Regions from separate parts of the Homo sapiens genome. Here region 1 is linked to region 2. The links are chromatin loops, found by intact Hi-C in ENCODE. Cell type or tissue: endothelial cell of umbilical vein. All regions are shown on one strand. Region 1 holds the start of MMP15 (matrix metallopeptidase 15). Region 2 overlaps CFAP20 (cilia and flagella associated protein 20).

Evidence for each region. Hi-C counts contacts between places; a loop is a spot of excess contacts. Peaks named below come from ENCODE experiments on the same cell type or tissue, not always from the same donor. Only the 100,000 strongest peaks of a DNase experiment are listed, where the experiment ranks them.
Region 1: a loop joins it to region 2, with 9 times the contacts of the local background. A loop is called at or near these places in 109 of 110 quality-filtered maps.

The regions. Positions count from the first base shown.
Region 1 is chr16:58,024,214-58,029,213 of GRCh38, reverse strand. It overlaps MMP15 (matrix metallopeptidase 15), which reads right to left and starts at 3,460. Exons shown (of 10, transcript NM_002428.4): 1 at 2,702-3,460. The coding sequence starts at 2,863. RefSeq lists enhancers at 1,796-2,345, 2,896-3,445, 3,678-4,263, 4,264-4,851 and a silencer at 3,312-3,451. In endothelial cell of umbilical vein, no CTCF peak of the experiment used is centred here; DNase peaks (open chromatin) are centred at 2,753, 2,963, 3,033, 3,323 and 1 weaker place; H3K4me3 peaks cover 2,782 bases.
Region 2 is chr16:58,120,030-58,125,029 of GRCh38, reverse strand. The region is part of intron 1 of CFAP20 (cilia and flagella associated protein 20); the gene reads left to right. Among named protein-coding and RNA genes, the nearest start is that of CFAP20, 6.9 kb to the left of the region's middle. In endothelial cell of umbilical vein, a CTCF peak has its summit at 2,935; DNase peaks (open chromatin) are centred at 959, 3,029, 3,709 and 4,519; H3K27ac peaks cover 616 bases.

The DNA.
Region 1 (5,000 bases), 96 kb after region 2:
CCCCCTCCCAACGCCCCCACCCCCGCTGCCTCATCTACTCAGTGGCTGGGTAGGGGCTAGGAAGATACTCGTGGGCCTGTTGAGGAAAGGCGGGTGGATCGGTTTTGGTGGTGGTGGCACCACCCCTGTGAACTCTGGCAGCCTGAGTCACCTCCACAGAGCAGGCTGAGGACCTGAATTGTGCCTGGGAGGAGGGGGTAGGGGGAGGCAGGTGAGATAAGAGCTCCCCCGGTGAGCCTGGAGACTCTCAGCCCTGCAGGGCAGGAACAACAGTGAGCACCTCAGCCAGGTGGGGATCTGGCCCGGAATGGCTACAGACTGGGATTGGACATCCAAGGGAGAATGTGGGATAGGACGTGGCAGCTCAGTGGTGGGCTAGGGCCTGGCAGGTTGCAGGTGTTTGTCAGTTCCTAGCACATGCCAGGCTCCTTGATGTCTCAGCCTCGTGAAAGTCCTGTGGCTTCCACCCTGGGAGGGGAGAGAGGAAGTGGAGAGAGGCTGGCCTTGGCTCAGCTGCCAAGCTGCTCCGAGAAGGTCCCAGCTGTGACCCTACTGGAGGCCTGAGGCTGTGTGGATGCTGGGGTGAGGATGAGAGAGCCAGCCTTCTCCAAGGAAGGGAGGCTCAACACAGGGTGTAGGCCAGGCCCAGGAGTCTGAGGCCACAGCCCCCGGCAGATGGGCTGGCTGCTGAGGCCATTTGACTCTTTGGGCCCACATGTGGCCAGACCTGATGGGACCCTAGAAGCAGCCTGTACCCAAAGCCAACTGTAGGAGCTGGGACACTCCACCTGTCTCTAGCCCTCTATCTGCATGGCTGCCAACATTCAAGGCTCCTTAAACCTTCCGGGGTCTCTTCCAGTCACTGCCCAGGTCCAACCCAAGTGTTTCCCCAGGAGTAGGGCTCCAGGACAGTCACAACCTCCAGATCAGGAGCACGGTTTGTGATAACGCAACCATGGCTTCTTCCCTGGCGGCATCGAGCTGTGGGCACTCCCTGAGCTGGGGAGTTGGGGTAGGGGTGAGATGGAACTGGAAAAGCAGAAGAGAGAGAGAGTGAAGCCCCTCCAACTACAGGTCCCTGCACCCCTGAGCTCCTGGCCAGCTAGGATGCCATTAGCAATGCACGGCCATTGAATTCCATCACTGCTTCCTATGTATTGACGCCATCCCTAAGTAGATTAGAAACTCAATGGTGGGACTGTGACTTGAAATTCTTTGGCACTCCAGCCCAGAGTGGCAGGTGGGCCCAAATGGCACTCTCCGCCCAGTACTTGGGTCACAGGCTGAGGGGTAATCCTCACCAACAGGAGCCCCCTAAAGCTCCTCCTGCCTGTGTGAATGGGGTGGGGGAGGGTGGCCAGACTGGGTCGGGGCGGGGCTCCTATCCTGCCTCCCACCAGGGCCTGGCTCCTCCTTCAGCTCTCCCTGGCCAGGCCAGGGAGGGAGGGCAGAGCAGGTGGGGAAATGGCTGGGAGGTGTAACTCGAGCCCAGGAGGAATTCCCTGCCCTTCCTCTATGCTTTTATTAAAGTAGGGCGGGGAAGGGCAAGCTTCCATCGGAAAAATCTCCCAGGCAGCCCGGAGAGGTGGGAAAGCCGCCGTGGGCCAGGGAGGGAGCACCAGCTGAGCTGCAAATAGAAACGGCGCTCAGGCCCGCAGCCCGGGCAGCCCAAGGGCACCAAGGCCTGAGCACCGTTCAGAAGCGGCTCCGGGGTGGTTCTTTCTCCCTACTCCCCGCCCAAGTCCTCTCCCCGCCTATCTGGGGCAGGGCGCAGGTCTTAGAAGTCGGGGAAGAGTGGACCCTGCTCTTGCTCTGGGGCAAGAAAGCTGGCGCCTTCGGTGTCCTCGCTCGGGAGACACCATGGAGCTGGGGCGCTGGCTGGACTCGGCTCTACGCCGGGATGTCGCGCCTGGTCACCCGCGGGACCCATCCAGAGCGGGGCCCCGGGAGGGACGCCAAGCGGGCTCCTAGCGAAGAGAGGCGCGGGGTCCACCCTCTCGAATCCAGGGCTTCGACGTAGGGGCGCTGTTGGGAGGAAGCGCTGTGGGAGGCAGGGTCCGTCCTTAGGACCCCGCCCGGGCGTGCCTAGGCTTCCTCGCAAAAGCGCAGAAAGTCGCCAAAGCGCCCCCGCAACCCGAGTCCGCTGCCTCAGCCGTTTGCACCCATCCCCCCGCCTCCATCCTGGCCCGCCGTGCGCGGCTCGGTATCACCCAGACGGGAGGCCACCTGGGCAGGAGCGCAGTTGCCCAGCCGCCCAGCTCTTGCTCCGCCTGTGGCTGTCCCCGAGAGCAGCCCCCTCCCCACTCGCAAAGAGCGCCACTGCGCGCCAGCCGGGCTCTCGAGGAATCGGCTGCCCTGGAGGGAAGGAAGGAGGGGAGGCAAGGGCTGGGGGCGGCGGAAGCGGCTCCCGGGACACAGGCTGAATGTAAGGGGGTCGGGGTGGGGGCTCAGTGCCCAGAACAGGGCTGTAGGAGTAGCGGGGAGGAGAGCGAGGCCCTGCGCCCTCAAGGGTTTGCGAAGAGGTGCGCTGCAGAGGGCGAGCTGGGGAGGGGCAGACTGCCAAGTCCGCTTGCTTCCCCGCCACGGCCCAGAACAGGGGGCGCGTCTCCGCTCCCTCCACCTCCAAGTCCCAGCCTGCGGACGTGGCGCCTCTCCCTCCAAGCCCCCAGCCCGCAGCCAAAGGGCAGGGCGGGGGTCTTACCTCGGCATGGACCTCCGCGTCTTCGGCCGCTACGCCAAGGCCCAGGCAGCCCAGAAGCACCAGGAGCAGCGGCAGCAGTCGCGGCCGCGCCGCCTCCTCCCGGTCGCCGAGGAGGCTGCCCGTCCAGCCCGGCCGTCCGGGCGCGCTCGGGTCGCTGCCCATGCTCTCGGCGCCCAGCCCAGCTCGGAACACTGCACGCCGGATCCTCGCACGCGCCTTGGAAACTTGCGACGCTCCCTGGCTCCTGGCCCGGCAGGCGCGCCGCGGACCTCGGGCTCCCGGTCCCCGCCGGAGCCGCCTAGGTCGCCTCGGCAAATTCCCAAGCCCGAGGAGAAGCGGGCAGGGCAGGTCCGGGAGCTCGGAACCAGCCGGCGGGAAAGGGGGCCGACCGGAGCTGCCCCCGGCGAGGTTCCGCAGCCTCGGCGCCCAGCGCCTGGGGCCCGGCTCCCGAGAGCAAGCGCAACTCCGGAGCCTTTGTCTGGCTCAGCGCTCCGGCCGCCCGGTCCCGCGGCGCTCCCTGCGCGCCCAGCTCCCTCTGTCCATGCCCGGGGCCGGGCGCTGCCCGGAGCGCGCGCCTCCTGCACGGGGATTCTGCTCGCCGCCGCGCCCGACCGGGCCCGGGTCCCCAAGCAGTCCCGGGAGGAGGCGCAGGGAGCCGACCCGAGAGAGCGAGCGAGAGAGCAAGCGAGCCAGCCAAGGAGCGGGCGCCCGACGTCCCCGGCGAGTTCAGCGCGGCTCCGGGCGCTCCCAGCCCTCCTCCCCGCGCGCCGCGGCCGCCGCGCTCTTAAAGGGCCAGTGTGCTCCCAATGCGCGGACCCGGGCGGGGACCGGGGGCGGTGCCCCAGCCGCAGGCTTCTCACAAGCAGGTGCGGGCGGCCGAGGCCCGACAGGTGGGCGGTCCGTTTACGCTTCCCAGACGGCAGGAAACCTCTCCAGCCCACCCCGCGTCACTCCCAACCCAGCGCCTAGGGGGCGGGGGTGACCTCCAACGCGACCCCCCGCGGAGGGAGGAGGCAGGGAAGGCGTGGTCTCCCCGCCTGGGAAGAATGAAGACTCCTCCTTCTCATACCTGGTGGGGGATACCGAGGCCTAGGCGGACGGGAAGGAGGTCTTAGGGGAGGGATCAAAGAGTCGTTTTAGGCTTAAATATAAATATATATGTATATATGGATATTTGTCAGCCTGAAACCTCTTTTCAAAAGCCGCAGGGTGTCTCTGGCCATTGAATAACTTTCCTCAGTAGCAAAGTGAGGGTTTTGTGCGCGTCGAGGGCGCGTTGCGGCGGACAAGGGGCAGGTTTAGGAGGGACACGGTTCAAGTTCCGCGTCCGCCCCTTAGCTGCCGCTTGCACGTGGGCAAATTAATCTCTCCGAGCCTCCATGTTCTTATCGGGAACGTGGGGCAAAGAGTTGGGGTGAGGGCGAGGTAAGACTTCCGGCTCCTGGCCTGGCGCAATAGGTGCCCAAGCACTTTGGCCACTGGCTGGTGCGAGTGAAGTGCGACAGTGCGGCCGGAGTCGGCGCGGGGCGGGTGGACACACCTCCCCGCGAAGCTTAACGAGCTGGATTTCATTCTATTCCGGAAGCAGCTTGAGGTCGGGGCGGGGTGGATGCAGGAGGCCAGAGCTGGGAGGCCCGGGTCGAAGGTCCACCGAGACCCGGGGACCAGGCCAAGGGCAGCCCTGGCGCGGCGGACTGGCCGGCGTGGTCAGTGGGTGAGGGTTGCAGGCAGGAGGGCGGAGACCGAAGATAAGCTGTTCCTTATCTTCAGACCCGGAAATGGAAGCCGTCCTCACCTGAGGGCGGTTTTCTCTAGAGCAGGCCCTCGGGGCACCCTAGCCGGCCTCACCTCCCGGAAACTGGAAATCAGGAGACCTGGCAGAGTGCCTTAGAGAGGGCGCGTTTGAACCCTCCTGGGATGTCCTTGGGGAAAGGAAGTCGGAGTTTAGAGAAAGGAACCGGGCGATTCTATCATTTCCACGGACTCACTTCTCTGTGGGATCCTTCATCTGGGAAGTTGGTTTCTAAATTCTCCACTTCGAAATTTGCTTTTGGGAAATGTGCAGTGGTCTTCAGACACGGACAACGGGGTTGTCCTTGTTTAACCGACCACGTCGCACTCTTTCATGATATTTAGTCCCGATTAGCCAATTTTAAAAAGTTTGGGGCTAGGTAAAGTGGCTCAAGCCTGTAATCCCAGCACTTTGGGAGACCGAAGTGGGAGGATTGCTTTAGCCCAGGAGTTCAAGACCAGCCTGGGCAACATGACAAGACCCCATCTGTACAAAGAATACAAAAAT
Region 2 (5,000 bases):
AAAATAGTCTAAAAGTTTTTAAAATTTTTAAAGTTTATAAAGTAAAAAAGTTCCAGTAAGCCAAGGTTAATTTATTATTGATGAAAGAAAAATATTTTTAATAAATTTAGTGTAGTCTGGCCAGGCACAGTGGCTCATGCCTGTAATCCCAGCACTAACTAAATAACTAAAGCACAGTGGCTCATGCCTGTAATCCCAGCACTAACTAAATAACTAAATAAAATAAATGTATTGTAGCATAAGTGTATTGTGTTTACAAAGTGTTCAGTAATGTCCTAGGCCTTCACATTCACTCACCACTCACTCACTGACTCAACCCAGAGCAACTTCCAGTCCTGCATGCTCCACTCATGGCCAGTGCCCTATCCAGTTGTGTCACTTTTTATCGTTTATACAGTACTGTACCTTTTCTATGTTTAGACACACAAATACGTACCATTATGTTACAGTTGCCTACAGTATTCAGTACAGTAGTATGCTGTACAGATTGTAGCCTAGGGGCAATAGGCTATACCATATGGCCCGGGTGTGTAGGATGTTGTACTGTCTAAGTCTGTGTAAGTACACTCTGATATTCACACAGCCATGGAACTGCCTAATGAGGCATTTCTCAGAACGTAATCCCATCCTTAAGCAATGCATGACTGTAGTTAGTACTTTATAAGTAATGACATACAGAATTAAATATGGCAGGGACTGAGGAATTTGCTCAAAACTAAAATAAGATGTTTGAACTTAGCCCACCATCCAGATTTCTAGGAATAGGAAGTACTGTAAAACCAGACTCCTGAAATGAGAAGAATTTAGTTGTTGCACCGTGGCTCGCCCAGCCCTAAGCCCTTAATGTGGCTCTAAGGCCACATAACCCATGCTCTGGCACCTGCTTCACTTGTTCTCCAGGCGGGACTCACTTCACCCGGTTCCCCCTCTTAGTAGTAGCCTCCTACTGAATTGAAGGAAGTCCTGTTCTCTCACCTTCAAGCTTTTGCACTTCCTGGTCCTTCTGCTGGGCGCTGCCCCTCACCACCCCACAAGCCTCACTCCCATCTTTTCATTAGGCTCCAGTCACAGTTCAAAGGCCTTTCTCAGAGTGACCTTCCTTAACTCTTCAGGGTAAGTTAATTTACTTCTTTCTTATCACACTTGACATTATTAGCTTCTTAAGGTCTGTATTCCTGGCTATACAGTTTCCTGATAGAAGCTTTTGTAAGTTTCTAAACCAACAGCTTAGAAGAAATTAGGGGTTTCTTTAATGTTACCTTGACATCTGGGACCAGCAAATCTTATATTTATTAAAAGACTCTTACGTTTAATGTAAACATTACTTCTGGTTGTAAGGAAAATACCAGGAGGTTCTGTTCCCACTTATACTTGTGTAAAACATGCTGTAATTTTCAGTCTTTTTTTTTTTTTTTTTTTTTTTTTTTTTTTTTTGAGACAGAGTCTTGCTCTGTCCCCCAGGCTGGAGTGCAGTGGCACGATCTCGGCTCACTGCAGGCTCCACCACCTGGGTTCACGCCATTCTCCTGCCTCAGCCTCCGGAGTAGCTGGGACTACAGGCGCCCGCCACCACGCCCAGCTAATTTTTTGCATTTTTAGTAAAGATAGGTTTTCACCGTGTTAGCCAGGATGGTCTCGATCTCCTGACCTCGTGATCCGCCTGCCTTGGCCTCCCAAAGTGTTGGGATTACAGGCGTGAGCCACTGCGCCCAGCCAATTTTCGGTCTTAATGGTAGTAATCCTGGCTGGGCGCAGTGGCTCACGCCTGTAATCCTAGCACTTTGGGAGGCCAAGGCGAGCTGAGGTCAGGAGTTCAAGACCAGCCTGACCAACATGAAGAAATCCCGTCTCTACTAAAAATACAAAAGTTAGCCGGGCATGGTGGCACATGCCTGTAATCCCAGCTACTCGGGAGGCTGAGGCAGGAGAATCACTTGAACCCGGGAGGTGGAGGTTGCGGTGAGCCGAGATGGTGCCATTGCACTCCAGCCTGGGCAACAAAAGCAAAACTTTGTCTCAAAAAAAACAAGATAGTATCCTAAAAGTACATGAGATGAGATTGCATTAATTCATGAAAACGCCTTTGTCTGTCTTTCCTGTCACCCTGTCTTTCTCTCAGCTGCTGCTGTTTCTCCCCTACTCCAAGACTAAATATTAGACCAGAGTCTTCTGCTGTTGCTGGATAGTGTTAGATTCCCATGTCCTGTTCTAATTTTAAAAATAAAGTCTCTCTTCAGAAAAAATTTCCTACATTCTAGTTTTTAGTTAGCATGCCTTGTTGATAAAAATTAAATTGGTGCTGTTTTCAGTAGTAGAATTGAGTGTATTTGGACATAAAGGTGGTAAAACTTTTTTTCTGACTTGGAGAATGTTCTTCATTATTCTGAGTCAGGTTTTACTGTAATTGAACGAAGACATGGTTTTTTGGTTTTGTTTTTCTTTTTTTTTGAAACAGAGTCTCGCTCTGTCACCCAGGCTGGAGTGCAATGGCACAATCTCAGCTTACTGCAACCTCCTCTTTCTGGATTCAAGCAATTCTCCTGCCTCAGCCTCCTGAGTAGCTGGGATTACAGGCATGCGCTACCACACCCAGCTAATTTTTTTGTATTTTTAGTAGAGATGGGGTTTCACATGTTGCCCAGGCTGGTCTCAAACTCCTGATCTCAGGTGATCCTCCCACCTCAGCCTCCAAAAGTGCTGGGATTACAGGCGTGAGCCACCGCGCCCGTCCGAAGACATGGGTTTTAATTACACTTGCCTTTTCTTAGCTGTGCACATAATTGTCCTTACGCTGACTTAGGGGTTGTTGGTGTATGCCCAGAGTTGCTTGTCTGCTGTCTGGATAGCCCCTGTCAAGTACAGCGAAGGGAGTGAAGCCTTTGACCCTTGGAGCCTGGGAGTCTGAGTCGGAGCTATGCTCAGTTCTCCCCACAGGGGTCTCCCTCTGCCTAATTTCTGTCTGGGAACCCAGCCCTTAACCCAGTGCAGGAACTTTCCTGCTGAAATGGACAGCTCTAATGGTTTAATGTAAATTAGAGCATGTGTCATTAAAGCTAGGATGCCAGATGGCTGAGGGTTCAGCTGCCTGCCAGGCTGAGTGGGTGGGGCCAGAAAAATGAAAGTTGGGGGAGGGAATGGATACAACTCATGTTATTTTTAAAGCAGTCATAGAAATATACAGCATCCACCAGCTCCCTCCCTATCCCAGTAGTAGTATTTTTTTTTTCCCTCAGCTTGACCCACCTCCCTGAGGCTTACATTGCGGGGAGGGAGAGAAATCGGTGTTCTTTATTAGTTGCCCTAGCAACCATGGAAAGCCTGGGAGAGTGATTGTAAGACTGGCCTGAAGCTTTGGTCACCTCTGTTGTCTGCAGAGGCAGAGAACCATTATGATCTGTAATTGCCAGTAACTGGATTCTGAAGCTCTTTGAGTATCTCCAGCTCATGGGCAGGGGAGGGGAAATTAATGAAATAAAACAATATTGGCTTTAGATTTTTATTTTTATTTTATTTTTTTTGAGGAATAAAGCACTCATAGGCCACACTTTGATAGTGGGAATGTGTCATGAATGAAAAAGAATTAACAAATCAAAAACAGTCGGCTCTTTGTGATCTAGAGAAGGACAGAACATGTTAAAACCTGCTTCCGCCATGAGCAATAAATGCTGAGCAGTTCATTTTATCTTCATCCCAAAGCCACGCCTGCCCAGTGACCTCTGAACTGGAAGGAGCTAAGGAAAGGACGTTGATACTTTCTGAGACATGTATCTTCCTGTATGCTGTTTTCAGAAGCTGGTTTTAGGAGACGGTTGCTTTCCTGGAAGACCTTTATAATATTAGGCAATGACAGCCACATGGCCAGGGTGGTGGGGAGCCTTTGCCCCAAATTGCCTGTCGCCTCTCCCCTTTGATCCTAGTTTTAGAGCCTAGAGAAGAGGCTTTGGGAAATTACCCTCTAATGCACATATCTGATTGATCGCCCTTACCACCTCCACGCTACTCTTTTCCAGTGAGTTTGTATTTGCAGCCCTTTAAACTTAATAAAGGAGAAAAATCACAATTCACTAACAAATCCACTTAATTTGATTTCAAACCTCTGGAGACTTTTCACATGGGGATACTTGTGTTTTTCTTCATCGGGGGTTAAACAGTCTCTTGGGGAAAAGCTCTGTTTAGTTTGTCTTACCACCAGCCAGGTTCAAAATCTAGAGAGACTGATGGGCATTCCTTCAACAAAGTTGCCTTGACCCCTCCAAGTTCCCTTGTTTTGTGGAATACATTCATTCATTTTGTAAAACTTAAATTTGTGAGTGTGTTTGTTATCTAGTAACACTGGGAGAAAAAGAAATCTCTTTAGTAATTTATTGAAAATCCAACTAAAAGTTAGCTTGCCTCTGGGCAGAAGTGCAGGAATACTACAGTCTATCCAGCTTCCAGCCTGCATTGGCTTCTGTGTGCATTGTACGGCTTTGTTTTCTTCTGTGAAGACCTGAATAGGTCATATCTGCTGGAGTTCCAGGGAAGTCGTAAACTTTGAGATGGGCAGAAGGCAGATTCCCTAACATTTTCTCCCTGTGAGATCTGGCTGGTCTTTCTGGAACTGAGGGAGGCCTCTTGTTGACACTGGCCAGAGAGAGCTTGAGTGATGTGAAATTTGAGGGCATGCTTTAAATAAGGGTGGATCAATAGCAACATGTTGCTTTTTAGCAATAGCAGTTTTCAGGCCCAAGTTACTTCTTAATCCTGTCAATTTAACTGTCTATTTGCTCTTTGCAGTTTGTCCCGTTTTAAAGAATGGTTATGTTATTGAGAATAATTAGTGGTGTGTTATAAAAGTAGTGTTTGCATCTTGTTGGAATACTGCCAGCTCTTATCAGTAGGGCTGCTCGCATTAGTTGGAAATGATTTCTTCATTAATTCCTTCTTCACTGAATCTGCTTGGTTTTCCACAGAAAATACAGGAGGAATATCGCCACTTAGGTTGGGAACATGAGATGGCG